2 separate regions of the Mus musculus genome follow, and region 2 is linked to region 1. The links are chromatin loops, found by intact Hi-C in ENCODE. Cell type or tissue: left cerebral cortex. All regions are shown on one strand. Each heading gives the region's core, and the rest is flanking DNA. Links, peaks and the distances in the headings are about the cores only. Region 1 holds the start of Akap7 (A kinase (PRKA) anchor protein 7). Region 2 overlaps Epb41l2 (erythrocyte membrane protein band 4.1 like 2).

Evidence for each region. A loop is a pair of places that touch in the nucleus more often than their neighbours do. Peaks named below come from ENCODE experiments on the same cell type or tissue, not always from the same donor. Only the 100,000 strongest peaks of a DNase experiment are listed, where the experiment ranks them.
Region 2: a loop joins it to region 1, with 3 times the contacts of the local background. A loop is called at or near these places in 2 of 42 quality-filtered maps.

Annotation. Positions count from the first base shown.
Region 1 is chr10:25,289,771-25,304,863 of GRCm38, forward strand. It overlaps Akap7 (A kinase (PRKA) anchor protein 7), which reads right to left and starts at 7,309. Exons shown (of 8, transcript NM_001379238.1): 1 at 7,158-7,309. It overlaps Gm40617 (predicted gene, 40617), which reads left to right and starts at 8,839. Exons shown (of 6, transcript NR_166644.1): 1 at 8,839-9,047; 2 at 9,348-9,445; 3 at 11,425-11,463; 4 at 11,954-11,991; 5 at 13,744-13,785; 6 at 14,669-15,093. In left cerebral cortex, for the core only: a CTCF peak has its summit at 7,384; DNase peaks (open chromatin) are centred at 6,245, 6,730, 7,350, 8,038 and 1 more place; H3K4me3 peaks cover 2,086 bases; H3K27ac peaks cover 2,287 bases.
Region 2 is chr10:25,425,398-25,440,490 of GRCm38, forward strand. The region is part of intron 1 of Epb41l2 (erythrocyte membrane protein band 4.1 like 2); the gene reads left to right. Among named protein-coding and RNA genes, the nearest start is that of Epb41l2, 73 kb to the left of the region's middle. In left cerebral cortex, for the core only: a CTCF peak has its summit at 8,876 (motif pointing left); DNase peaks (open chromatin) are centred at 5,831, 7,243, 7,746, 9,215 and 3 more places; H3K4me3 peaks cover 961 bases; H3K27ac peaks cover 3,867 bases.

The DNA.
Region 1 (15,093 bases), core at 3,633-11,632:
TTATTTGTTAAACTCCAATGTGAAAACCGAAACAACCTGGCTAAGTGAACTCAATACACAGGAATCTCCATAGAGAGGTTATTACTACTCCTTTAACGGAGCCTTGGGGGTTTTTTGTTTGTTTGTTTTGATGTGGCTTGGTTTTTGTTGTTGTTGCTGTTGTTGTTTGGTTGGTTAGTTGGTTGTTGGTCTTGTTATTTCAAGACAGGGTTTCTCTGTGTAATAAAACTGTCTATCCTGGACTGTCTTTGTAGACTAGGATGGCCTCGACCTCAGAGGTCCACCTGCCTCTGTCTCCCGAGTGCTGGGTGGACATGGGTTCCATGCCTGGCTTCCTGTTTATTTGGTTGGTTTGGTTGGCTTGCTTTGGTTTTGGACAGTCTTGTTTTTAAAGGTGCATTCTTTACATTAAATAGTGAGCTTCTGAGGCTTTAAGCCTTCTCCTGAGTATGTTCAACTCAGACATGGATGACAAATACATCAATAATCTTCCATCTTTCACTGGTAAGTTTTCTTACTCCTAAAAGCCGTATTTTCTCACCTCTTGACAACAAACTAACAAAGGTTGTTTGCTAACTTGTTCATTGTGTCTTCACAAGTCTCTTTTCAATGATATCAGCTAAATGGGGCATGTTAATATGTTTTGCCTAATTTTGTTTTGTTAGGAGATATATTAATTATATATGTAATATATATTACTAATATATATATATTTATATATATATATATATTAGATATATACCTACATATACATATATATTACATATATAATATATATAACTCCTAACAGGTTTCATTGTAATATTTTCATAGGTGAACATAGTGTATTTGATCAGAGTCACACGCACACACATGAGAGTGCACATACACAGAGACATGCACACACACATACACACTTACGCACTTCACCTCTAATCCCTTTTTCTTCCCTCTCTGTGTTTCTAATTTGCATCGACCCTTGCCTGAATCCTGAGTTCAAAGCCAGCCTGGCTATAGACTGAGATCTTGACTCCAAATAACAATATCAATGATAAAGCAATTTTTAAAGTACTTATACAATTAAACATACCTATATACTACCTATAACATTTAAGAAGATTGCATAAAATCAGAATTGGAGAAATAAATAAACCCAACTATGGCTCCCCTAACTTTTTCTCAATCTAGCACTTAGTGACAGGAAATAGTCCCAATATGATACTATCAAGTCAATACTATTTCCCAAGTCTACATGCCATGTGGAAAGTTCCTGACTTACAATGGCTTCAAGTAAAACTTTTCAATCTCACGATAGTACAAAAGCTAGCTATCATTCTTACTACTATTAAAGGAGATAGGGCGTGGGGTGGGGTCAGGATCTCAGAGCCAAGGAAGCAGGGTGTGAGATTGGATTCATAATCTCAGAGCCAAGGAGGCAGGGCATGGGGTGGGATTCAGGATCTCAGAGCCAAGGAGGCAGGGCATGGGGTGGAGTTGAGGCTCTCAAAGCCAAGGAGGCAGGGTGTGGAATGTGGTTAGGCTTTTGGAGCCAAGGAGGCAGGGCGTGAGGTCGGGATATGGGTGGGGTTCCATGTCCAGAGTCTGTGGGAAGTGGTCTGCATCTTGTTCTCTGTTCAACTTTCCTTCCTGTCAGCTGTTCAGGAAAGCAGTGTCATTTAGTAGAAAGCATATTCAAATTTTGAGTGTTGATTTCTTCCCAGGCTAGTGGAATGATGCTCCTTCTTGTGATGCTGGGGGTGGGGTGGGGGAGGGACAGCAGTAAGCCCCAGCTTCAGTACAGCCCCAAGATCTTGAGATGAAAGAAACAAAACTCTATAATGGACTATGTTGCTAAGCAATGATGTGCAGCAGGCTTGGTGTATTTTAAGGCCTATTTTCTCCTTACGGTATTTGCCACTTACAATGAATGCTTACAACGCACATCTTGGTAATATATGAAATAGAGGAAACTGATTTCTTGGCTCTAGTACATTCTGAAAGCAAGGAGAATCATTAAATACATGGCAAATTAAGTCATTCTTTAAGTCCTTGATGCACTTCAACTTTTAGTACATCATAAGATCACTTAGCATCAGTACTGAGCAAGCAAAGCATGCTAAGTGAGTCACTCAATGAAGCCAAAAAGAATCTTAAACTAGGAGCAGTGATTCCAGGCACTGCACCAAACCTGTCCAGGGATGGATCTCACCCCCAGGCCAGTTAAACCAGGTCTACACGGTATAGACCAGGGTATCCTCCAGAATTCCTTAAAAGTTTCTAGGTGATTCCCATGTGCAAGGGAAGTTTGAAAGTCATTGCCAAAACTGTCACTTTTCCTATCCCTTGAACCTGCTCTAATGACAGATTGCAATAAAAAGCATGATCTACAAACGCTGCTGAGGGAGCCAGCGATCCAGTCTCCTTCTGGACACCTAGGAAGGACCACCAGGAATGCACGCCTTGCAGCTGCCCACTTGTCTGTCCTCTCCGTGAGATTGGAAAGTGACAGCTTACCTACCACTCTAACCAGGAAACGTGGAGAAAAGGGGAACTTTCAACGACTGTCAGTAAAAATGATCCTCATCATCACCCCCTCGGTGCCCCAGCTGGCTGCCCTTGGATAATTCCACTCTGAGCACTGAGCAAGATCACCTGCAAGAATCCTCTACCAACTTTTACCAAATGACTGGACAAAGCAAGTACATACCTGGACGTGGCTATTATCCGACAGCAGTATGGCTGTCTCACTACCCATGGAAACCAATGGTATTTAACAGCAGTCTCTGAACCAGGCCGGGCAGTGGTGGTGCACGCCTTTAATCCCAGCACGCAGGAGGCAGAGGCAGGCGGATTTCTGAGTTCGAGGCCAGCCTGGTCTACAGAGTGAGTTCCAGGACAGCCAGGGCTACCCAGAGAAACCCTGTCTTGAAAAACCAAAAAAAAAAAGGTTGTCTCATTTTCACAGGATTCATTAAAAGGCCACTGACCACCAGTCTATTGTGCCCAGCTGTGGGCTCAATCCTACACACCAAAACTAGAACCAACCAATATCAGAAAGAAAAAAAAAAAACATAAGGCATACTATGATTTTCTCTAGAGCACTCTTTTGTGTTTGTCTGTATGTCTGCTTCCTTGGTCTTGGTTTTGAGACAAGGTCTCCTGCACTCCAAGCTGGCCTCAAACTCAACATGTAGCTGAGGATGGCCTTGAACTCCTCGGTCTCCTACCTCCACCTCTCGGGGATGACAGGGTACAGAACAATGGCCGCCCACTTGCCATCATTTTACATATCTAAATATTAAACTCAAATGCCATCTTCTATCAAAATTGACAAAAGCCAAGAACTTAAAATACAAACTACTTTCCACCGTTAGAGAACAAAATGAAGGGAATTTTTGTAGACAAGACTTAACTCCAAAAAGAGAATGTGACCTACAATTAAGTCTTTTTTTTTTCTTTTATTCTTTATGACACTGGAGTTCCAGCTTTAGTTTGGGGTTATCGGATTACTGGGTTCTTCTGTGGCACTTTCATACTCGTGCACCATATCATTTGTTCATAACAGTTCGCCTTGCCCACCCCCAGCTGCTTCCTGGACTTAGTCCTTCTCTGCCTTCCTGTTAAAAATACTTCATTCCTTTCTTTATTGTCCACCACCTTTAGATTCTATCTCTGCCTCCCCTTCAAGATTCTCTTTTATGTTTCATGACCTACAAGCACACATACATAAATAAATACATGTGAATATCTACATATATATTTTAATTTAGGTCCCACACATACGAGAAAGCATACATGTTGTTTAACTGAGTCTGGCTTATTTCCTTTAGGATAAGCATTTCCAGTCCCATCTCTTTTCCTGCAAATGCCCTGACTTCACTTTTCTTCACAACTGCGAAAATGCTGTGTTATGGAATTTTGGAGACTATAAACGTACCCCATTCTCTTTCTCCATTCTTGTGTAGATGGGCTTCTAGGTTAGTAATATTACTTGACGACTGTGAACAGTGTATCATCAATGTGGATGTGCAATGCACTGACGTAAGCATCCTTTGAGTGTATTATACCCAGCAGTGGTACAGCGATACAGTATAGCCATAGCATATAGCCATAGGGTAGTTATATTTTCAGCTCCTGAGGAACCTCTATGTTGATTCCCACCGTATTATTACACAAGCTCACCTCCCTGTCAACAGGGTTCATCTTTCCCCACATCCTAGTCCTTGTGTTTGTTTGCTTTTGAGACACAATCTTTCTATATACCCCAGGCTGACCTTGAACTAGCAATCCTCCTACCTTAGTTACCAAAGGGCTGGTGTATGCATCACTGTATCTGTCTCACAGATCTCGAAAGAAGTGCAGATCATTCCACAGAACAATATTTCTCAAACTAAATCTCAGGAGCCTTGCTCCAGGTTTGCACACAGGGATTTGGGCAAAGTCTAAGGGATATAACTAAATATATCCATTACAACCATACTTCCTGTTACATAAGCTGTAAATACTTCTCTCTGGGAAAACTGCCTTAAAACAGTCGATCTTTAAGATTTAAAGCACAAATTCATTGTTTTGGCTGCTGTAATGTTGCTTAAATAAACTGAGCCTGGTAGCACAGACCTGCAATCCCAGGTACTTAAAGAGTTGAGGCAGAATAATAAATTAAAAAAACAAACAAACCTATACAACTAATTTAGTGAGATTGTTGTCTCACCTGTAAAGTTAACGGAGCTCGGGATCTACCACCATGAGAGAGCTCTTGCTTGCTGCGTACCAGACTGAGATTCAACTCTACAAAGTACATCAAGCTATGTCAAAGTGTGTAAGCCAGGCGTGTTAGGTCACACTTGCAATCCCAGGGAGGCACAGACAGGAAGGTGAAGAGTTCAAGGCTACCCTCAGCCTGAGCCACATGGCACAAAGAATTTTAAAGTCACCCAAAATTTGGTCTGTCACTAAAACAAAGTGTATCATTTCCAAAAATCCAAATAATCACGGGAGTAAAGGTTACACTAATAATGATGACGTGAAGCTGGAAATTAGCAATACTAGAATTACTAGTTTTGCTAATTAGACATTAGCATTACCAGCATTACTAGCCAACATTGTAATGGGTACTTTATGCCAGGCACGCGCACTTTGCTAAGTAACTCATTTAAACCTTAACAACTCTGTTATAGGGAAGACTAGTATTACACCAGGCACCGACTTAGGAACCTGCCCACAAGTAAAGTAGATTCAGGAGCTAACATTCGGATCACGTGAACATGTCACATGACCCACAGTTTCCAGAATCACTCTTTACCATATACTGATGGCAGCACTGTAAACTGAGGCAGGAAGCAATGGGTCAACAGGTGAGAAGCACGGAAGATGGCCTAAATGTCTTACTGAAATCTGGGTTCCTCTCACATACACTCAAACAGGCCTCCTCGCAACCTTGCTTGAAGCAAAGAGAAAAGGGGAACTAATTTAAATGTCTAACAGAGAAACAACTAAACAGTGCATGATCATTCTGGTGACTGAAAACCACCGGTATGAGGAGTCTAACAACAGGGGGAAAGGCGACTCTCTAACAAGCAGATACGCAGTCAAGGTCATGCTGACTTAGCATACACAAAGCCCTAGGCTTTATCCCCAGTGTTACAAAAACAAGCATAAGTCAAAAAGTAGCTAGAAAACTGCATGTTCCCAAGACGTACGGGTAGGAAAGGAAGAATAAAAGCTGAAGTGTTTCTGAATGCCAAATACTTTCCAACCACTGTACTAGGTTGTTTCTAAAGTGAATATTGCTTTTGTAAGAAAAACCATGAATGTATGTAAAGAATCTTCTCAAGCCAAGAAAGTAAATGCATTCAAATCCTCAGATCACAGGGACACTTCAGCAAACACTACCAAAGCCAAGCAAACAGAAAACAAAAAAGACAGACAGACAGACAGACAGACTGCCCAAGTCCTACAAAGTAAGTTTCCTATCTGAACAACAAAACACACCTTCATTGGGCAAGACTCTCTTCTGGTTCCCCAGCACTGTAAACAGCTATGGAATGGGCCTGTCATTCATTACGGTCTATCTACTTCGACTAGCTACGTAAAACAGCAGAGTAGGTCTCCAGAAATGTTTAAACTTCATGCCAACCAGGCCACTTACCCAGTGTGCTTCCATTTGCGCCTCATGAAGAGGGAGCAATCCAAATTATTAAGGAGAAATTGACAAATCGACACTACATGAATGGAAGGACCCAGTAAACTGGACAAGTGCCATAAGCTTTGTCACTATAGGGAAACGATGCGCTAACAGCATCCCAAACTGCAAAGCCACACGGTGTAAAAAGGTGAGAAGAGTCCTCTCTTTCCAACTATTACCCTATTCCCTTCTGCCTATTACCCACACTCCTGTAACCTTATAAAAACATCTCAAGCAGGGACACTCTGGGCATCTCCTCACGTGATACGAGTAATTGCATTCACATGAAATTTATAAACGCATGTACATTATTCACCTGATTTATATTTACATACATATAAAGTATTTACATAGCATGCTTGGACTGCCTATTTTAATATTCTTACGCTTTGTATACATGTAGGTGTTCTTGTAGAACACCTTTTTCCCCTTACTTCCCAGTCCCTTTCCCTCCGAGTCCAACCTCTAATTCCTACCCAGGTTCAGCATACAACGAAAGTTGACCCAAGCTGAAGTACATCCTGGGCGCCAGCAGATTGGCGCCCGTTTTAAAGTGTGCCTTGCCAAGCCTCGAGTAAAACCCTAAATGAGACAAGACAGTGTTCAGAGGCTTCTATTTGCCATTTTAAAAAATAATTAGGTAAATAAAACGGAGTTTTTTTTTTCCCCCCTTGATTTTGTTAACCTCCCCAACACAGTAGGAAAGGATGTGCTGCAAAACTCTGGGTCATGGGTCACAAGATAGGAAGAGGTAAGAGAAACAACAACTTGTGTGTACACCCCTTTCGGTTCGAGGAGTGGAGTGGTGCACGGAGACCCACGGATGCAACCAAACTGCCCGGACTACCGGGCTGGACCGGGATGCCCAGGGTGTAGGGGGAGGGTCGATCGCGAGGGGCGTGGGGCTGCGGGCGGCCTGGGAGGCGGAGCGGGGCGGGCGAGCACGCCCCACGGCAGAGGCCGCCCCGGGGCGCGCAGGGCGGAGCGCTCTCACCCACGGCGGGGCGCTCCATGGTCGCGGCGCAGAGACGGAGGCGCGGGCCCGGGGCGCGCGGGACGGCGGGGGCGCGGGCCGCGGCGGCCAGGCCTGCGGAGGCGCAACGCCCCGCGAGTCGCAGCATCCCCGGCACCCGCCGCTTCAGGAGGAGCCGGAAGGGGCCGGCCCGGCGAGGCGTGGATACCCGGATCGGGGCGGTCCCCGGGGCCGTGCTGGGCTCGGGCTCCGACCTCTGGCCGCCCTCGGTTATTTCCTGCGGCGCGGCCCTTCCCGTCCCACGCTCGGAGGGGCGAGCCAGGGATCCAGAGAGCATTCCTTGGCCCGCTGTCCCTTGAGAACCCGTGTGTTTGCTTTAGCGTGGAGCTTTGGAAACACAGATCTGATTGCAAAATAGGCGGGCTGAGCAAAATGTACAATACAATAGCGAGACCTTGAACGTCGCTATAATGAGATGCTTTTATTTACTTGCCATTACCCCCCCCCCAAAAGTAGCATTTTCAACAGCAGTTTAAGAGCTAAAAGTTGGAATTGTTAAATGAAATCATCTACAAATTTTTTGCAGGCAAGGCTCCTCAGTATCTGAATAAAATAAGAGAAAACTATTTTTTTTAATAGTTAAAATATGAATATGTCTTGTAGAAAAGAATGCTACTGTTTTTTTCCGGGCTGGGGGCAAATGGTGGTATTACTGCTGGTTTGTTGGGGAATGTAATTTTAATTTAAGAAAATATGGTGGTGTGTCTCTTCTCCACAGCTGTAGCCCTTAAAGCTGGTAGGGAACTTTGAAGAATTCCCTGCTTAGCCCCTTTTTGTGGATCTTCACGGAAAACGGTCTTTTTAAAGGAGCAGGCTATCTAATCACAGAGAAAGAACGAAAAATAAGTAAGGGAGCTTGCGGCAAGAGGATCCTCAAAGGCCAGCCGATGCTAGCTGGACTGGACAGGGTACAGATAAGACGTTTAAGCATAAGGATTACTTTACGCAGTAGACAGAGAAACAACTCTTTGCCCTCCCTTTTCCTGCTGGAAGTAGACTATACATTTCTCTTTGTAAGGATTACTCCCCACTCTGTTTTAAAGGTGTATTTATGTAACTGGGGAGTAGGAGCAGTGCACTGACACAGCAAGGTTGACAGCCAGTTTGCAAAGAGTAGAGCACTACCCCCACTCCCCCCTCCTCGGGCTTCACAAAGGACGCTACAGACCTGGGAGACGTGGGTTCTGCACCTCATGTGTGGTCTGATGCTTGGGGGCGAGGTGTCTTCCTTCAGCTCAAGAGCCCACTCCTGGATTTCCCTCCTTTTAAAAACAAAACAAAACCAAAGCGCTGTGTTTCTATTTTAACCACACATCTGTGGTGTAATCCTTAGCCTTGGGATATAACTTCAGTGGAGGAACCAGAACACCAACCCAGCCCCCAAACCTTTCACCTACAATCTACCCTGTCTGAAATAATGTGCTGGGGCAAAGGAGGCAAAGATCTTGGGAGAGTGGCCAACCAGTGACTGCTCTAGTCTGAAGCTCACGCCACAAAAGGAAGCCCATGCTTGATACTACAGCATGACCAGGAACCAGAGGCTGGACAGCCCAGAGACCTTTGATAAGAAAAAGAAAATCGCAAATGGTTCCTAATGATATTCCGCTGTACTCATAGATCAGTGCCTAGCCCAATCGTCATCAGAGAGGCTGCCTTTGGCAGCTGATGGGAGCTGATGCAGAGACCCACACCAAACTTGAGCTGAAAGCTCTCTACTTGGAAGTCTCCTTCCAGTCTCTCCCCCTCAGAGTTTGGGGAGCCCTGAGGAAAAGGGGAAGAAAGAATTGGAGGATTCTGCCAGTGAGGTGGAGGACACCAGGAGAACATGACCCACAGAATCAACTAAGCAGGGTTGGTTCATAGAGGCTCACAGATCCTGCATGGGTCTGGGCTAGTTGCTCTACATACATGCTGTGGTTGTTTAGCGTCACAAAACTGTTGCGAACTGTCGTGAACTGAGGACAGAGGCGAGAAGGAAACCTCGGACTTGGAGGTTAGGTTATAATAGCTTATGTATTGGGAAGTAGCAATAAACAAGTAAATGGTGAAATGGGATCGCACTCATTCACACACCTCCGGTCTGGCCCGATGTGATAGCCTGGCTTGATGGTGGTTGGTCAAGTAAGGTTCACGAAGTCTCCTGTTTTTCAGGTCCTGCTGGAGTTGGGTTCGAGGTGCAGGCTCAGGGCATCCGGGTCTGCGGATTGGTCTCTCAGCGAGACGGCATCTCCGTAGGACTCTGGGAGTGAGTGAGTCGCGGTGCCAGACTGGGGTTTTTAAACTATTTTAGCCAATCATAACTAAGGCGTTCACATGTTACTTCACCGGGCTTCAACTTTATCTTACACACACACACACACACACACACACACACACACACACACACAAGGCTTGGTTTCCATGGTTACATTATCATACTCAAGCCTACTCTAGGTTTGTTTTTCATGGTATCATTTCTTTGTCTTGTTCCTTACATTAGCATGGCATGTTTGTGGGATTCCTATCACTGGCAGCAGAGGTATCTTCGATTCTTGCCTGCTCTTGGGACCCGTTTCCTCCTACTGAGTTGCCTTGCCCATCCCTGATATGAGAGTTACTGTAACTTGCTGTGCTGTGTTCGGTTGATATTCCTCGGAGGGCTGCTCTTTTCTGAAGGAAAACCAAGGAGGAATGAATCTGGGGGAGGGGGGAGGGGGGGAGAACTGGGTGCAGGGAGGGGAAACTGTGGTCTGCGGGGGGGGGGGGGGGGGGAGGAGGAACAGAGGGAGATGGAGAGGGCATTCCCTGAACTTAGATTCAAGGGCCGGCGCTAAGCCTGCTTGCCCTTGCACTTTTATCTGTTTTTCAGTTACTGGCCAAAGTCTAAGCAAGCCCTGTGACTCTCTAGCCTTTCTCACTCTTTCTCTGATCTCAACCTCTAATTTGAAAAGCATGATTGCTCTTAACCTTTTTCTTCCCAGCAGCTGCCAGTATTTAAAGCTTGCCTGCCCTGGTTGGTTTTCTCTCAAAGTCTGGGCTGGCTAGTATTATGTCAACTTGACATGCAAACTAGAGTTATTCGAAAGGAGAGAACCTGGATTGAGAAAATGCCTCCATAAGATCTGGCTGTAGGGCATTCTCTAAATCAGTGATTGATGGAGGAGTGCCCAGCCTATTGTGGGTGGTGCCATCCCTGGGCTGGTGGTCATGGGTTCTATAAGAAAGTAGCATCCTCAATGGCATCTGCATTAGCACCTGTCTCCAGAATCTTGCCCTGTTCGCATCCCTGTCCTGACTCCCTCCAGTGATGAGTCAGCCAAATAAACCCTTTCCTCAGCTTCCTTTCCAGTCATGGTGTTTTGTTGCAAACTCTAATTCTAAATTATTTTGTTAAGCTAGGAACCAAAAATGGCACCCTGAATTGCCTAGCTCTGTTGTGTTCCCGTACCAGAAAACAGAGAACAAGGCTTTCCCCGCATAACCAGCTTTACTTAAAGCCTGTGTTGACTATACATTTGCCCTCCCGAGCCACCTGAGCTAAACCCTTTTTCCTTTTGCCTAGTTTCTTCACACTGCACCACCTTTTGTTACACATTGAGGTCTACATAGTTCAGGTGTTATGAAATATAATGACTGGAGGGTGGGGTGGGGACCTGGTGGACCCATGCTAGGGTGCCCCCCTGAGAAATCATACCATGCAATAGACCTGGTATAAAGGGGGTTTATTTGAGGGGAGGGAGGGGAGGGAGGGCCTGGAGAAGAGGTAGGTATCGAGTAGCACAGCCACGAGGACAGAGAAGGAAGAGATAGCAGAAAGAGGGAAGGGAGAGAGGTTGGCTGGCTGGGAACAAGTGGGAACAGAGAGAGAGTGAACTGGGGTGGCTAGCAGTCCTTTTATAGGCTGCCTGGCTGCACCTGGCTGCAGCATGTAATGGTGGCAGATTATGAGGTAAGCCTTTGCTAGTTTCCTGGGAGGAGCCCAGCGGAATCGCCTGTAAGCCAACACCAGGGAAATCCGAAAATGGCTGTCTCACACCAGAAAGGCTAAAAACACAGTAGTAGTTGCTCAGTCCACAGGTCTGCAAGTCTCAGTCTGGCACTGTGGAAGACTAAAGAAGGTTCCTAACAGCACCAAAGGGATGTAGCAGTGGCAACAACCAAGCAGATGAACTTGCCAGAAAGAATGGAGGCAAGCCACCAAAAAGCAATCATAAATAAATTAAAAATAAAAATAACCTTCTTCCTTTAGTTTGGGCTGCCGTCAGAACAGGACGCGCTCACTTTTCGGGTGAGTTTCCCTGCTTTCCTCACTTGCACAGATTACAGATACAATTGAAGGGGTTTGGCAACCAAAGGAGAAGACACAGAACACATCCAGACACCAAATTCTTTTTTTTTTTTTTTAAAGATTTATTTTATTATTATATGTAACTACACTGTAGCTGTCTTCAGACACACCAGGAGAGGGAGTCAGATCTTGTTACGGATGGTTGTGAGCCACCATGTGGTTGCTGGGATTTGAACTCTGGACCTTCGGAAGAACAGTCGGGTGCTCTTACCCACTGAGCCATCTCACCAGCCCCCAGACACCAAATTCTTACCACAAAGGAGAGTTATTACCTGGGAGGGGCAAGGTGGGGGCTGCCTCTAGATAGGCACACAGCAAGCCACATCAGGTAGTTTAGTTTAGTTTTGTTTTCTTTTGGTGGTTGTGGTTTGTTTTTGTGTATGTTTTGTTTTGGTTTTTTGTTTGTTTGTTTGTTTTGCTTGTTTTGCAGGAGTGGGCTTCTAAGAAGAACAGGGAGTCTGTGCTAGGGTGAGTTCATAAATCCTGATGGGACATATTAGCCAAATAATGAATTTTGAATTTTGGACCTTGGTGTTTTGTCTCAGGAATGAGAAAGCAGCCAAATAAGGACTAGACCTTGGGGGCGAGCTTTTGGAATGTAATCTATCAGTTTCTAGCAAGGGAGAGAGAGAGAGAAAGAGAGAGAGAGAGAGAGAGAGAGAGAGAGAGAGAGAGAGACTTTGACTAAAGGGCAAAACCTGTAAGCATTATGTTTGCCATCTTTGGGTCTACTGAGAGGCCTTCATCAATCTAGTTGGCCAAGATCAGACATCTTGCGAACAGACGTGGCAGCTCAGGTGACCAGAACTGTAAGGATGAGCTGGGATATGTGTGACTTCCTGAGAGAAGAGTGCCTAGACCCAACCCCCACCCCTTAGGTGCTGCGCCTTCCTGCTTCAGTAGGCCTGTGCCCGCTCGCCCATCTCTTACCTTGTTACCGTTTGCCCCATTCGTTCCCCCCACAAGACAGAACCTGTGTTTTCAAGTCTTTGTGTTACCAAGTACACAGAGGTTGCTCTGAGAGTATTTAATGAATGGATGGATAAAAAGATTCAGATCTATTTTTTTAACTACTCATGTTTATCAATCAAGCAAACAAACCTGCACAGCCAAATAAGTTTCAAAAAGGAGAACGGGAAGGGGAAGGGAGGCAGGAAGAAGGCTTTAGTGTCTCTGGCCTGAAAATTCAAATGAGCTGCAGTTGACATCAATAATAGAAGTCTCTCGGGTTTTTCCAGTTATACCTGGCCATCCCAGCTGTGTGCTGCTGATGGAGTAATCCTCACGACCTCTCATTCCGAGGGCTCAGTTGACTTCCTGAGCACCCCTAGTCCAGCTGATTCCAGGACCCCTTCTCCTCCGGCCAGACCACTGCCTGGCTGGTTCACAGGGCTACAGTGGATTCTCCCAGTCTTCATTGGATGGTCCTTGGCAAATGAGACCAATTCTTCCTGACACATTGTGTTGTGCTAGGAGATTGGCAGAATCAACCGTATGATTTAGAACCTCTGAAAGTTACAGAGTTTATTGAGATAATAAGGTTCCTCGGAACACAGCCAGCCTTTCTTCTCTCTATGGGATGGTCAGGGTATGATGTCAAGAGAGCTGCATGAAAAGGTTTCACACTCAAATTCCTACATGGTTCTGGTAGCAAAAGCCACCTCTGACCTTCGAAGCTTGTTGCTAATTGGCTCATTTATCTACCAGACTCCCTTCAGTATAGACAAGAGCTACACTTCTATCTGTGGTTATAGTCCTTTCCCCGGGAACATCCCCCAGAACAATTCTTCTAATCCTTAGTCTAGAAACTTCCTTGTCCTACGGATAAACTACAGTTGCAAATGGTTTCAAAGGAGGCGAAGTCACGCAGTTTTACAAGACATAGTCAAATATCAACACAAAAGCTAGGACTCTTGGTAACCAAGGGTGACTCAGGATGACATCCTGTTGTGTTGGAGGGGAACCATAAAACCTGTTGGTCTTTTAGCGGAATGATTTTAAGATACCACCTACCATCAGGCACCACCCCTCCCCCTCCCCTCCCCCTCTCCATGTTTGTCCCTAAGGATTTAACCCAGGATTTCTTATCTTAATCACCTGTTCTACAGCTAAGCTACATCACCAGATCTTGTGTCTACTTAATAATAGTTTTTCAATAACTGCACGGCTGAGAAATGTCTGCTAAAATTAACTATTAGAGTTTTAATTTCTTGACTGCAGGTGGTGGCTCACACTTTTAATCCCAGGACCCAGGAAGCAGAGGTAGGCAGATCTCTGTGAGTTACAGCAAGAGTTCCAGGACAGTAGGGCTATACAGAAAAACCCTCTCTTGAAAAACAAAAAATAAATAAATCAGAAGAATTTGAATTTTTAAAACTATTTCAAACAGCTCTAACTACTATTTTGTGAATAACTTGTGTTGTTTTCTAGAAAAATCTTTAAATGCAGAAGAACTTATGAAATGAAATTAAACATTATCACCAGTCTAGAAATGAAGCTCTTGCATTTGCGTGGACTGTGTTCAGCCCTCAGTACCACAATATATAATATAAATCAGAAGTGTTCAGAAGATATCAAGCCAGTTATTGATATAGATATATATACACATGTATCACTACATACATTTCATAAAAATCATATCATATCCAGCATTGTAACATGATTTCTAATAGTACAACATATTAGAAATAATTTCTCATGTCATTTAGTAGTCTTCTATATCACAGTTTCAGATTAATGTAAGAGTACCATAATGCATTCAATTTACCGTTGACTTTATTATTCAGTCTCATGTAAATTCATGCCAGTGTGTCATTATTAATCATTATGATACTTTCTGTCATTCCATTAAAATATTTTATTACTTTTTATTCTTATTTTATTTTAGATATTTATTTATCTATCTATTTATTTATTTATTATATCTAAGTACACTGTAGCTGTCTTCAGATGCACCAGAAGAGGGCATCAGATCTCATGACAGATGGTTGTGAGCCACCATGTGGTTGCTGGGAATTGAACTCAGGACCTTTGGGAGAGCAGTCAGTGCTCTTAACCACTGAGCCATCTCTCCAGTCCCGTTTTATTACTTTTTAAAAGACTCTGTTTAAATTATTTTTAATGATGTGCATGTGTCTGTTTATAGGAACGTGCACATGAATGCAGTTGCCTGTTGAAGGCAGAAGAGTGTGTCAGATCTCGGAAGCTGGAGTTGTAGGCACGGGTGCTGAAAAATGAACGCAGGTCCTCCTAACTGTTGCAACATCTCTCCCGCCCTACTATTTTATTGCTTAAAATAAATTCCCAGGAAGGAGATTGATAGATAAAAGACCATGACTATTTATAGTTTTTGAACCATATGACCAATCATCCACCATAATGTTCCAACAGATGTATATGCTCCCTTGATGCAGTCGCCCACACTTGTAAGTAAGCCCAGCACTGGGAGGCTGTGATGGTTTGTATATGGTTGGCCCAGGGAGCGGCACTCTTAGGAGGTGTGGCCTTGTTGGAGGAGGTGTGTTACTGTGGGTAAGGGTTAGTCCTAGCTGTCTGGAAGCCAGTCTTCTC
Region 2 (15,093 bases), core at 4,229-12,228, 140 kb after region 1:
GGGTGGGTAGGGGAGTGGGGGTGGGTGGGTAAGGGGGACTTTTGGTATAGCATTGGAAATGTAAATGAGCTAAATACCTAATAAAAAATGGAAAAAAAAAAGAAAATATCGAATAAAAAATAAATATAAAAAAAAAAAAAAAGAATTACATAAATGTAAAAAAAAAAAAAAAAAAAAAAGAAAGTTGTGTAGTGAAATTTGGGGAGGCCTATTTCTTTGTGTTTTCATTTTTATTTATTTTTTTTTGGTTGTTGAGAAGTAGGTGTTGATTTTTCTCTGGTCTGCAGATGATGTATTTGAATAGGAGAGTCTGTTGTTGCCTTGGGAGTGACAGTGTCAGGAGGTGCCCATTGAGCTGCCAGAGTATGCCTTGGTATTACTTCAGTGGTTTTAAGATAGCTTTTTCTTAGTTTTAGCTGTCATGAAATAGCCACATGCCATAAATATGAAGTTCAAATAAATATTCTTAATATGAATACAAATTATTTAATTTTTTTTTTTTTTTTTTTTTTTACTACTACTACTACTCAGAAGTTTGAAAAAGAAATTTCTGCCACTGTAGATCCAAATTTCCTGTTTGAGATGATGGTGGCAGGCTGTAACTTGCAGATGTATGTTTATCTACTTAAGTTTTGGTTCAAATGGGGATTTTTCTCAAGTTTTTATGTTTTCCATTCTAAATTAAAGCAACTATTATGTATATTAGTTTTAAAGTTTGGATCAGGAGAGTGCAGTTCCACTAAGCAGTTTGTAGGGGAAACTAGTCCTGCTTCTGGCTTTTATAGACTCTCTCTGAAAGGGAGGGGCTGTGATCAAGTGGCTTCCAACAGCAGGGGAAGATGGCTTGCAGCTGTGCTGTTTTGGTTCCCCTCCAGATAGTGTTTGTGTGCACCGTCAGAACATCTTAAAGCCCACCCTGGACAGGGTTCAACTCTATAAAAGGAGCACTGTCTCATAACCTCACATGCTCTTAGGGGTCCTGTTGGTGCTGGTGGTCTTCACTGGTTATTCTCTGAACTGAGCTTTTATTAGACTCAGGCCTCACAGTTTCAGAGTAGGAATCACAGTTGTAGTTTTTCTATCTTGTAAAATAAATGTAGTTGGGCCCTTGGTAAACACTCTGATGAGAACTGACCACCCTTCCTTAAGCTCTTCCGCTTTAGTGGTGAGTTTTTCAGTTCTCTGCCTTCATACATCCTATAGGTACACTGACACTCATTGGGTTGTGTTCCTCGTGGTAGTTTACTAAGTTCTGCTTTACAGATCAAGTTTATATATCAGAAGATGAAAGATTATACAGGAAATTCCAAACACCGAGAAGTTAAAAAGCAGAAGGGAACAATCGCTTCTCTTTGAAATTGTTTAGCCCAAGGGTTCTTGTGTGCTTCCTGTTTGTTTACATGGATTGTGTGTGTGTGTGTGTGTGTGTGTGGTGCCCCTCATTAGAAGCGATTTCCCCTCTCTTCTAAGATATTGGTGCCTTAGGTTACATACGTGGAGCATGTGTCATCCTGCCCTCTGTGAGGTGTGGTAGTTACTGCTTCCTGCCTTCCCAGTGCCAGCCAGGCAGAGCTTCTGTGGCCTGCTTGCCTCTCCCTCCTGCACCACACTCTCTTAGCACCCCTTAATCTTTGTGAGTCCCTACAGCTGCCTTCCTGTGTGTGTCTGGATGCCTCCCGGCATTCACATTCAACGGCTGGCTCCCTTCTTGTCATCTCACACTGTTTCTTGAAGTTCCTTGAAAATTCATTGGGAATGTCTTCCTTACTCCCTTTGCCCCAGGGCTCTATCCCCTCTGACACTACCTGACCTAGCAGTTCGAGCCTCTGTCATTCTGTCACTACCCAGCCTTTCATTCTTCAGTCTAGTGTTGTATAGACACCTCAGTCAAGTACCATCCAAGTAGCTTTGATTCCTTTGTTCTTATTCCTGGTCTCTTTGGAAGGTTCTTTAGGCCAGTTGTATTCCTCTTTGTCTTTTGACTTTAAGGAATTCTGTTCTCCTTTCCTCCACCACCTAGCTTCCTATCAGTCATGTCTGTTTGCTCACTAAACAGTTCCGCACCCCACCTCTTTGTACTTCAGTTGCCCCATCAGGAATCCTCCGGAATCGTTGGGGCAATCGTGTTATCAGCTTCCTTTCATTGTATCACTTGTTCTCAGACTGCCAGAGCAGTCATCCAGAGACACAAAGTTAATATTAGTTTCCATCGCCTAGAGGCTCCAGTGAGAACTTCTGAGTTCAGTACTGACCAGGCATTGTTTGGCTGTGACTTCCGTTTTTCCACCTCTACTCCCCACCCTTTGTTCCAGGCAGATGAGGCACTCCCCGTTCTCTGCAGCACATTTATCTTTAATGGTCGCAGGCCCTTCCCCACTGTTCCCACAGTCTGGAATGTACTTATGCCTTCTTATCATCTGCCAGGAAGCTCCCCCTATCCTTCAAGGTCACTTTGGGAGCCTTCTCCCCTCATCAGTCACTTACTTACTGTTGAATTGTCTGCGCTTCCCTTATCGTGCTTACGGTTAATGAGAGGAGGGTTATTCCAGCCCTCCTCTCATGCTGCCAGGAGCCACTTTCCTTAGAGGTCGGTAGCCTCAGAACCAAAATCAAGATCTCATAGGCAAAAGCAATGATGATGTACAGGCTTGCTGGCGCGTAGTTGTGTATTGTGCTGAACCGAGGGCACTTGTGTTGAGAGTGTGTTTTTACTCAGGGGTACGATTGTCTTCTTCAATTCAAGTTTGAGTGCTGAAGTCACAGAAGCACATGCAGAAGTCTAGTTCCAGGTAGGATGCTGTAGAGCTGCAGTTGGGAGGCTGCTGATCTCCAGAAGGAACGTCAGCAGAAGTGCCGGGAGGTAGACTGGCTCAGGCTGTACCCCCCAGGCTGTGCCCATCAGCTAGCACCTTCATGTTTTCTAGTAGAAGCAATCTGTGTTCAGCTTCATACAACTTGCTTTTTGTCTTATAACTTTTCTACATTGTGTGTGGACAGGAGTGAGTTCAAAGGTCTGCGGACAGTTTTTGGGAGCTGGTCCATCCCTAGCCTGTGAATCCAAGGCATTGAATTTAGGTTGTCAGGCTTGGCAGCAAGCACTCTTACCCACTGGACCATATGGCCTCTTTATGTTAATGATAGCATTATTTTTTTTTTTTTTCCCTTTTTTATTAGGTATTTAGCTCATTTACATTTCCAATGCTATACCAAAAGTCCCCCTTACCCACCCACCCCCACTCCCCTACCCACCCACTCCCCCCCGCATTATTTTTTTTTAAAAAGAAAAAAAAAATGGGTGAGGAATATCCATGTGCTTTGTGTGAATTGGGTGAACATGTGTATGGGCGTGTGTCCACGTGTGTGCCAGACCTTGTGCCATTGGACGTCTTTCTCAGTTGCTCTCTACATTATTTGTCAGTCTCTCTGAAGCTGGGGCTTATTGATGGGTTAGGCTGGCTTGTCAGTGAGCTTCAAGGAGGTGCCTATCCTCCCCTTGGCCCTACCCCACATTGCTAGGCTTACAGATGCACTGCACTGAGGCCAGCTCTGTGTGGATGCTGTGGGCCCAAACCTAGGTCCTCCTCTCTTTACGGCATCTTCCATCCCCAGTGATGGCTCTTTTAAAAGCCAGATGAGGACAGATTTGAAGGGAAACTACTGGAGGTGGGTAGGTTGGAGAAATTGTTTTCATTTTGCATATTGAGAAAAAAATAAACAAATCACGTTGTCTAGTCAGATTATTATATTTTAATATCTTTTTAAAAATAAAATTAATATAGGACACATTCAGTCAGCAAAAAGCTGATCATTGAAGGTTTTTGTTTAATAGTCTCCTGCATTCTGGTAGTGTTGGCACTTCACTGGCAGGTTCTATGGTCATTTTTTTATTGATCCTAACACCTATCCTGTTAAAGACTTTAGTGGCTGATACCTTCATTCTATAGACTTAGGTAAAGGGCAGCGTGAGAATATTATTTAAATGGGTCAAGTGTAAGTTTAATGCCCTCCCAGGTGAAGTAAGTAGATAGTTGTGAGTGTTTCGCCTGCATATATGCAAGTGCCGGAGGAAAAGCTGCTGGCCCCCTGAACTGGAGTTACAACTGTGAGCTGCCCTGTAGGCTGGGAATGGACCCCAGTCCTGTATGGGTGTGGTAAGTGCTCCTGGCCACCAGCCACCTCTTTAGCCTGAAGAGAGATGTTTTTAGCAGTTGTCCTTTGGTAGCTGTCCTTAGGAGTTAACTGGCTTTTTCTTGAGAACAGAAGATGGGGCAGGCTGCGAAGTACTTTAGATCTGCACTTCTTGTACTGGAGCTGGTGGGTCTCTCTTTTGTTTGTTTGTTTCTTTCTTGGCATTAGGATATAGAAAAGAGCCTCGTTTCTGTTTTCGTTCCTTTCATTTTGTCTTCCTTTTCCTTCTTCAGCTGGGCAGGGCATGCTGTAGTATAGGTTTTGCAGGTGATGGGTGTTCACTTTTTAAAGGAAGATGCACAGAGTAGAGATGCTCCTAAAGAGCTCTGCTGTCCCCTTGTCCTTTCATGATACCCAGAACCTTTTTTGCACTGCGTTTGCACACTTCAGGGTTTGGAGTTTTGAGCTGACTGCTGGGTTATTGAGTCCTCTGCGTGCTCATCTCTCTGTCTCTCTCTGTCTCTCTCTCTCTCTGTCTCTGTCTCTCTCTCTGTCTCTGTCTCTCTCTCTGTCTCTGTCTGTCTGTCTGTCTCTCTCTGTCTCTCTCTGTCTCTCTGTCTCTCTCTCTCTCTCTGTCTCTCTGTCTCTCTCTCTCTCTCCTTGCTTGTTGTAACCTTGGCTCATCTCAGATTCCCAGCAGTCCTGCACAGCCTCAGGACTTCAGGGACTAGGCATGCGCTCACTCCTGTGTGCTCTCCTGCCTCCCTTCCCAGTCCTATTTTTTTTTTTTTTTTTTGGTGGAAAACAGTTTTTAAAAAATCAAGTTACCCTGGGGTTTAATATTAAAATCACTATAGACTCTTGTCCACAAATAAAGGATAATGTTTTCCACCCTAGCAAACAATTCTCTTGACCAGTGATACAAACCACATTTTAAAGATAAACTTTCTTTTTTCAGTTTTATGATAGTGATGATACAGCATTAAAAATAGAGTATAAAAATATTTTTCCAAAGATACATGAAACATATACAAGTGTCTGTCAACAAAAGGCAAGCCGTGTTTCAGCTTGTATACTCTGAATTGTTTAAAACCTTTTCAGAAACAATAGCTTACATGGAAATGAACATTTGTAGAATTCTCTGCTGGCAATATAGTGGCTAAGCTTTATAACTGGATTCAGTTAATAATCTAGAAACCAAAGGTATTAAAATTGATAAGAGAGATGGAAAGTCGCCTGCTTTGGAGCAGACTGGAGTAATTTTCGCTTTCCTCTGTACCGACGCCTGAGTGCAGGAACACATTTAATATTTTTGGGTTGTATTTGCAAATCCTAGTGCCACAAAGTTGCCCTGCTACTTAGCTCTCTTGGTCTCTCCAGCTATGAGGTTCATGTGTCTCATGAATGGGGTCTTCAGTTTGAAACTTCAGCAGCTGAGGTGACTCCCATGGCTGTGAGGAGTCAGGCTGATGGAACAAACCACCACAGACTGGCCTGGCCGGCTGAGACGTCAGATATCGCTTCTCACAGTTCTGGAGGTTGCACATTGGAATTGGCAGGGCATTCTGAGTTCGTTAGGTGGGTGTGGTGTAAGCTCTCTGCTGTTCTCACAGGCTTTTAGCAGAGGACCTGTGCTCCACAAGCACATTCTACATTTGCTATACCCTGAAGCCTCCACGTACTCAGTGCAGATCTTAGTGGGGACACGTTTCTGACCTTACAGCTAGGCTAAAGAAAAGAAAGGCACGCTGGTGTGGTAGAGGTCTGAGCTAGAGCTCTGAGACTTGCTGGCTGATGCCTGGGGCACTGGTGTTTGTGCTGTAGGTCAGTAGCTGCTAGGTTTCTTTGTTCCACAGAAGAAGTCTGGAACTGTGTATGTAATATATTCGTATGACCAGTATTTATTCAAAATGTGTTTTAAAGGCGTGTGAGATGCTCAGTGGGTAAGGTGCTTTTTGGCAAGTCTGAAGACCTCAGTTTAGCATGTGAGACTAAGACAGTGGAGAGAGGGACCTAGCTCCTGTAAGGTTCCTCAGAGCTTTACACATTCAGTATGCTGTGCATACTTGTATACACTTCTAATGTACAGAATAAGTAAGTGTAAGTACATTTAAAATAGGTTTACAGTTCAAAATTATGCATACAGGATTATACTTTGAATTAACTAAAATGAATTCTCCTGAGAATCTCAGCAAATTGCTCATTCGTGGTGCAGTGAAAACTGGGAACAGTCTGCTTTCATTATATAGAACAACACGAAAGTTTACATTGTGTAGTTCGACAGGAATCTTTTTGGAGCTACTATAAAAACTTAACCTTGAGTATGTCTTCTCATGAAGAAAACATTATTTTTTCTTGACCATATGGTACAAGTGGAATCTTATTTATTGAAATATCTAAAATGTTTCCCTTATGATGGGAAAATACTGTTTTTAACCTTTGAAGACCATTTACTTCCACCTTTGGTGGGGGGTGGGGGGACAACCAAAGGCAACGGCAGTAACTTAAGATGTTTGGGGAGTTTCTTGGACAGCCTTAACAGCTCAAAACAGTTTCTCATGCCTGATGTTAGAGTCTTTGGCTCTTGAGGGGAACAAAAATTACTACCATAAAACTGAAGGCTCAGTAGGTAAAGATGCCAGTTGCCAGGCCTGATGACCTGAGCTGATTTCCGGATTCATGTGAGAGAAGGGCTGACTTGCAGAAGTTGTTTTTTGTCTCTCCATCTCTCTGTCTCTCTGTCTCTCCCCTCTTCCCCTCTCTCCTCTAAGTAAATAAATAAAATGTAAAAAACCCAACTAAATGAGAAAGGCATTCTTAGTAATGGTTGAATCATGGAAATTGCAGTTACAGAACTGCAGTTTTATCACCGCGGCAGTCTTCATGGAGTTAACTGCATAGGAGAGGCAGCAGGAAGTGCGTTGGGCCACTTGACTTTTCCAGCTGAGGAATGAAGTGACTTGGAAGCAAGCTGAGCTTTTCTAGGGAGCATGCCTTCTCCATCCCGCAGGGTCCACTTGGGTGGGGCCACTCACTAAGCTCGGGAACTGGATTTCCATCGGCTTTCCAGGCTTCCAATGGCAGGAAGCAGGAGAGCTGGCTGGCTGTGCTTGGATGCTGCTTGCTCGCGTGTATGAGCAGGAGAGTTCTGTTGGAGCGGTTGGGTTATGGTACTTGCTTACTTGTTTCTACTTGGGAAAGGAAGTTTGTTGTTGACCGTGTGATTAAAGTCCAGGTTGAAAATGTAGAGTACGACAAACACTGTGCCGAGTAGGTGAGACACTGTGCCGAGTAGGTGAGACACTGTGCCGAGAAGGTGAGACACTGTGCCGAGAAGGTGAGACACTGTGCCGAGAAGGTGAGATGTGGTTGTGCATACTCTGGGAATAGAATGTTGTGCTAAATTTGCTGTAAGCCCTTTTAAAAATGTGTGTGTGTGTGTGTGTGTGTGTGTGTGTGTGTGTGTGTGTGACTGCATGCATGCATATGTGTATTTTAGTGGCCCAAGTTTTGTTTAGTTATTTGCATTTTTCTAGGCAAATGCTGAGTTGTGTGGGTTATCTAACACAAGTAGCTGTTTCAGATGCAGCGGTGAGTCACGGTGAGGCTGGTTTATGTCATCCCCCTGTCCTCCTGCCTTACCCTTGGCTCACACCTCCTGCCTGAGGAACCGCATGAGGTTCAAGTCTTTTTTAATGCACTGTGAAGGCCGTGGCCTGCTGCATAGTTGTTGGGTTTTTCCCCCCACATTAAGGGTGAAAATCTCAGTGTAGTACTAATTTATAGAATTTCCCTATAGGATCTGACGAAAGGGAATTGTTCTTTAGCTCTTAGAGATGGGAATTCCCACAGCTTCAGCATCTACAGTTTCTGTCGTCAAGAACTGTATGCTGTTTTCATAATGTTGTTCTCTGTCTTTTGTTTCTAAATACCTAATTTTGCCTTACTGAGGAAATTCACTCATTTGCTTAGATTCTGACATTTATATGGGATTAAGTAAGTTTTGTTTTATCTTTATATAATTTACTCATCTAGGACTCTTTAAAAATGAAGAGAAACTCCAACTGGTTCTATTGCTACTCCCTAACAATAGAAAGTGGTATGCGGTGACTGACTGGTGATCTCTGTGGTTCTGTTAACACCACAGGGATTGCCCTGCTGTAATGAGGGAGTCCCCCTCCCCCAGCCGGTGTGTTTACATTGCAGCATTCCTGGGCTTACACAGAAGAGGATTTGAAAGCAGGCCCCAGCTTGGTGGACTTGTCATAGTCTGGGGCATTGATTGACTTTGACAAGCTTTTGTCTTATGACCTATTAAAATGCAGCGTCTGCAGCCTGTGTGTTTATCCCATGCAGTTAACCTTGGTGGATTTGTCTGTAGCTTATTTGGGAAGAGCCTCTAGAAACAGAGTTGTTATTTTGTTGCCATAGGAGTAAGTTTATTTACACAGAAATAGGTAACTGGTTATTGATTACCACTTGATACCGAGAAGTGGATACCAAGTGTTCCAGTTGGATGAGCATACTATGAAGAGGGTAGCTGCAGTGAGCTCATAAAAAGTACATTTTATGGTATCCGTTAAAATCATGAGAGATGGGGGCTGGAGAGATAGCTCAGTGGTTAGAGCACTGACTGCTCTTCTGAAGGTCCTGGGTTCAAATCCCAGCAACCACATGGTGGCTCACAACCATCCATAATGAGATCTGACTCCCTCTTCTGGTGTGTCTGAAGACAGCTACAGTGTACTTACATTAATAAATAAATAAATCTTTTTTAAAAAAATCATGAGAGATGATGGGTTTGATCCTGCTCTGAAAACCCGTTAGTATATTTTTCTTTTCCATAAAGTATTACTTGATGAGCATCTAATAAATGTTCCCTAGATGCTAGGAACAACATAAAAGTATTATTGGGAAGCCACCGGATGTATGACATTGCACTGGGGACATGGAGTTTTACTCATCTCACAAAAATGTCCCTCTTTATGGGCACATGGTAGCAGATGTGGCCGGCGAGGAGGTGTGGACAGGAAGTGTGACATCTCTGTGCTTATGAGACCGGCTGGCTGCTGCTTTCCTGAAGAGGAAGCCGCTGAAAGCGACCAGGAGCATTTATATGTGATTGTCTGGCCTTCCCTGTCTGTCTTCTCTTCCCTTTCAAAACAGCTCTCTACTTTGAGACAAGTGGTGCGTGCAGTGTTTTCCTTCCCTCAGCACAGAGTAGCCGCGGCTGTTTGCATCCCTGCACGGTAGTGTTCTGTTGGACATGTTTCTGCTCTGTCCTGAGGTTGGGAGGGGAAAGGAACAAGCAAGTGCATTTACCTAAGTGCATTTACCTAAGTGCATAGAAGGTGTGTGCAGCGTGCCAAGGGGTGGGTGGGAGCTTAGAGACATTTCTTTCACCGCATGAGTCCAAGGGTCAAATGCGTAGTGCAGGCTTGCTGGCATCTTGAAGGCCCATGAAAAGACTTCTGTAAAGGAAGTTTTAAGCACATAGGTTTTTAAGCAGTCTGTGTGGGATGAGGTTGATCTGTAGAATATTTCAGATAGATTTGAAAAAATCAGTTACTTTGAGCATTAGAGGGATTAAACTCCGTGCGCTAGGAAATGAGTTTCATGCTTCCGAGTTGGAGTAGCCTGGCAGTTGTCTGTGTCCATGCTGTTTCTGTGTTGGAGCTGTGTGGCACGGCAAGATGGCTCTGCTGCTCTCTCAGAGTGGGAATCTATTCTCATGCAGTGCGAAAGTCCTTCATCTCATGGAACTTGGGCTCCGTGAGAACTCCTTTCTCCTGTACTGCATCTCACTCTCTCTCACTTCTCACATTCTGTTTCTCTTGGAGAGTCTCCCGTTCGGCCCCTAGTACACAAGTAGCTACCCGTGTGCACATGACCATTTATTGTTTGTTCCTAATATACGAGTAGCTACATGTGTGCACAGAACATTTATTCTTTGTCTCTAGTATACAAGTAGATACATGTGTGCACATGAGCATTTTTTTTTCACATACTATGCTTTCAAACTGAAATGTAGGATAGTGAGACTGTTGGTTTGAAATACATACTTGGGACTGTGATACGCTTTCTGCTTTGTTTTGTTTTTTTAATATTTTTATTTATTGTATGTATATGAGTACACTGTCATTGTCTTCAGACACACCAGAAGAGGGCATTAGATCCCTTTATAGATGGTTGTGAGCCACCATGTGGTTGCTGGGAATTGAACTCAGGACCTCTGGAAGAGCAGTCAGTGCTCTTAACTGCTGAGCCATCTCTCCAGCTCCCAAACTTTCTGTTTTTTAAGATAGGGTCTCAGTGGTAGCTCTGGCTGGCCTGGAACTCAGTGTAGAGCAGGCTGGCCTCAAACTCACAAAGACATGCCTGTGTCTACCTCCCAAGTGCTTTGATCCAAGGTGTTCATCACAGATGTTCATCGAGTTCTTCCCTGGGGTATAGTTATTGACAAATTGATTTCTGTATCATATGTGGTAGTACATCTGTATTTGAATGCACCTGTAACAGTAGCCATGCTCAGTGATCATGTGACTAAGGGGTGCTGTTGTGGATAGCCCTGGGGTTAATTATATTTGATGTTAATTCCGTTCTCCTGTGAGGGGTTGTGAACAAGGAATGAGTCAGCACTCAGGTGATTTCCTGTAAACCTGCTTCCCACCTTAACTTGTAAAATAAAGAAGAGCTGATGATTGGGCAGATAAAAGGGAAGGTGGAGTGGAAGGAGGGAGAGAGAAGGAGAAAATGGAAGAGGGAGAGGACGCAGAGGAGGAGGAGGAGGAAGAGGAGGAGGAGGAAGAGGAAGAGGAAGAAGAAGAAGAAGAAGAAGAAGAAGAAGAAGAAGAAGAAGAAGAAGAAGGAAAGAAAGAAAAGCAGAGTAGAAGCATATGGCCTGGAGAAACTGCAAGTTCTAAGGGGTCTCATAAGCTATGGAAGATGGTAGTGCAGCGGTAGGTCTGCCCTATCTAGACGCGCAGCATGTATTTATATTAACTGACTCGTGTTTTCATTGCCGGGGCATATGTGGGATGGAGAGTTACTGCAACAGGGTACCTCCATTGTACATTTGTAGGTATATTCCCCTTTCTTTTTTAAATACAGAGTCGCCCCCCCCCCCCCCACCTTAGCTTCCTGTCTATTGAGGTCATAGATGAGTATCTACCTGGCCTTTGGGAACATTTTTTTCACTAGGACTGCAAGTGACTGCCTTTTTAATCTCAGCTCCATGATCACCTTTAGCCAAGTCAACTTCTGAGTGCCTTTTGAATTTGGCAATCATTTCAGCCACAGGAGTGCATGTTATGTCACAGAAAATGGAACCTGATTGGTCTGGCATGATGGGGTTGGTCCTCATTTCTGTAATTTCCCTCAGTGCTCTGTATCCTGAGCTGACTCCTCCTTAGGCTTTCTTCCCAGTGGATTGGAGATGATTACAACATTCATTCCTCAGTGTTCTGAGCCAGGAAAGCTGGCTACCCGTGTAGAGGGCCGAATCTTGTCCTGCAAACATGGTACTGGATGAATGCCTGTCTTCTTGACAAAAAAAGGGAAACCTCAGGACCGCTCTAGACCAACAGAGTCTACACTGGGACCTGTCTGAGTTGTGCATACCCGAGTAAGGTGAGAGAGACTGAACAAAATGTGGTTTTTGTTAAAAAGGAGACAAAGCAGAGGAACTCGGTGCTCTGGGTGAAACCCAATCTAGCCTATGCTGGAACTAGCAAAGGGCAGTTTGTAGTTCATATCTTTTCAGTGTGTGGTCTTAATTTCAAGCAGATGTTAGTTTATATTTTTATAGTAACAGTATGAATGTAAAATTGATGCCATTTCATAGATGCCACGCACTGACCAATCATTTCTTTCAGTATATTTGCACTTAGTGGATATCGGGCATTGCATTTCTAGACCATCTCCTGCTAAGAGAAACAAAGCTACAAAGACTCTCCCTCCTCCCTCCTGGTTAGCATACTCTCTAACAGTGAGCTGTGTCCATCAATCTTTGCAGCCATGTTGTTTGCCTGTTTTTATTACTCTTCCCTCGTCTTCATGTTTTTTATTTTCCCTTTCCCCTTTGCTCTCTGTCTTTCTTCCTCTTTGCTGTTTTGTATTTGTGAGAAGCATCACTCTCTGCTTTCTCAGTAGAATTAGGTAGCTTCTGACTCATCTCGGCTTGCTTTTCTCACATACGCTGTTTTAATGGAAGACGGTGGTATTAGCTGGACCTCCCTTTGGCTGTGGGCAGTGGGAGCGATGAAAGTGAGCAGTTGTGGGTGTTAGTCAGGTTCCTTACTCATCTCTTATGCTGTCATAGCATGGCAGATGAATACTAATTCTGTTAGCTCTAGGGACAGCTAAATTAGAACTGTCCACACATTGTCAATATATTTTTATATTCATGGCTATTTGTAGAACAGTTTTGTTTCCTGAAACAAAAATCTCTTAGCTTGTTACCTCTAGCTTTGAAGTTTAAAAATGCATATGTTCCCCCTTTGTTAATCTTGGCTCTTTGAATACTTCTTTATGTTTTGGTAGGAGAAATGGGTTGCTTCTGATCTTAGCACAGAAAGAAAGCCACGCCCCCCAGAGCCCTACTTACCCAGAACCTTATGGTTTGGAGGAAGCACCTGGAGCTGCCATTAGCGCAGACACTTGACATTTTTTCCAAAGTTGTGTGGCTGTCTGTTTTGTGTAGTACTAATGATTTAATAGCCTTTGTTTTAAACAGCAGATGTATAGTAGATGGTTTAAGCTAGAATAGCAATAACACCTCGGTGTAAATGTGTTTAACCACGAGGACATAAAGAGTGGTTTTTTAAAATATACTTTTCTACTGAACATTATTGGTCTCTGTTGATAGTTTTCTGCTTGATTGCGTGTTCAATGCCGCATGCTTTTTCTCCTGGAGCTGTCACAATAACAAACACTTTCATCGGCCCCAGTTGGAGAATGCCAACATGGTGATTGTGTCAAACCACATGCTTATCTAATGGGCTGGTTGTTCACGTCCTTGGTCTTTTGGTTGTTGATAAGTAGAAAAATCTTTACTTCGTATATTATATAACTATACTACTAATGATGGAGTTGGGAAGTTCTAATTAAAGATTAATGAGCACTATATCGTTTGAGAAAAAAAATAGTCTGGTTTTGTCTTTGCTCCTTAAACTTTGTTGCCTTGGGCACATTTTGCTTGCTCAATGTTTTAACCCTTGCTGATAAAATCAGGATATAGGACCAGATTTTGTTTTTTTTTTTTTTTTTTTTTTTTTTGAGACAGAGTTTCTCTGGGTAGCCCTGGTTGTCCTGGTTGTCACTCTGTAGCTAGCCTCAAATTCAGATATCAACAAAGTTGTGAGCAACCACCTCCCAGTTTAGACTAGATACTTAGAATTCACAATGCCCAGACAATAGTATTTACTGAATAGTGTTCCCCACTTTCTGAAGACAAGTCTAGATGCTCCTGCTATACATTAAAGAAAGAGCCCTGCCTTCAAGGATTTTAGTGGGAACTACAACCCTGACTTATATTTTTGGAAGCACCCAGCGTGGCACTGGGTTTCCACTCTCCTGGGTGGGGCAGTTAGAGTCCCATGTACATCTGAAATGCTGAGTGTTACAAGCATGGTAATTATGGTGAGCTCGTGTGCTATAATCATGTTCTCTTGATGGGAGTGATTTGTTTAAGAAATCATTTTACAAACAAAGTGGTGTTGGGTTTGAGCTCTTGGAGCTGTTTTAAGAACATGGCTATTTACATAGAGTTTCACCTACCTTCACTGTTGACTCCTGGCGGGCTCAGTAAGCTTTGTCCATTGTGTTCTGTCTCATCCATCAGTTTGAATGAGTAATGTGGGTCAGCTCTGGGGTGTGTACAGAGGTCACCGATGCAGTGTGTGAGGCTCTGCCTGCTCTCCCTGTGCTCTGGATTTCCATAGTATCTGTTTGTAGTGTCTTCAACTTGGACTCTTTAGCTTTTGATCACACGGCCAAGCAATGACTTTCAAATAATATGTTCTATAATATGTTTTTGTGGGGTAGAACTACTTCTGAGAACACATTTTATACCATGTTCTATAATCATTTCCACAAACTGACATGGATCTTTTCTCAGGAGTAAAGCAGGAGCTTTGTGATCCACTCATGGATGTTTGAAAGAACAGAAATTGCACACTGTTGGACACAGTGAGCTGTTAATGGTTGTTTTAGTTAGGGTTTCATTGCTGTGAAGAGACACCATGACCATGGCAATTCTTATAAAGGAAAACATTTGAGGCTGGCTTACAGTTTCTGAGGCTTATTTTATTTTTGTCACGGCAAGAAGCATGGAGACACACAGGCAAGACATGGTGCTGGAGAAGGAACTAAGAGTTCTTCATATAGATCCGCAGGGAGCAAGGAGAGACTTTGTGTTACTCTGGACCTAGCTTCAGGAAGAGACCCCAAAGCCTGCCCCCACAGCGACAAACTACCACCAACAAAGTCACACCTCCTAGTAGTGCCACCCTCTATGGCCAAGCACCCCCAGCGTTCACACTCTGTGGTGGCTGTTCCCATTCAGGCCAGCACAGTGGCTTCTCCTGTGATTACAGTGTGCACAGCTATTGGTTCCTTAATACTACAGTGGTGGTAACTTCAGTACACCTGTCACAGGAAATTGAAAGTCAAGTTCTGTGTCTTGGCTAGACCAGTCTTCCTGGATATCCTGTTTCCATGGATAACTTCCCCAGCTTCCCATAACTTCCCTAGATTCTTTTTCTCTCTTTCCATGGTCTGGATAGCTTTTGTCTTTCATTGTGAGATCCATTTCTTACCCTCTTCTCGATTGCTTTGGCCTTAATAACAAACCATGCCTGGATTTTTGCAACCATCTGCCCGCTGTTCTTCTGCTTCAGTCCCATTTTAGACCCTGCAGTCAGGCTGGGCTGTTGAAACAAGAGTCTTACCACATTGGTACTTAAA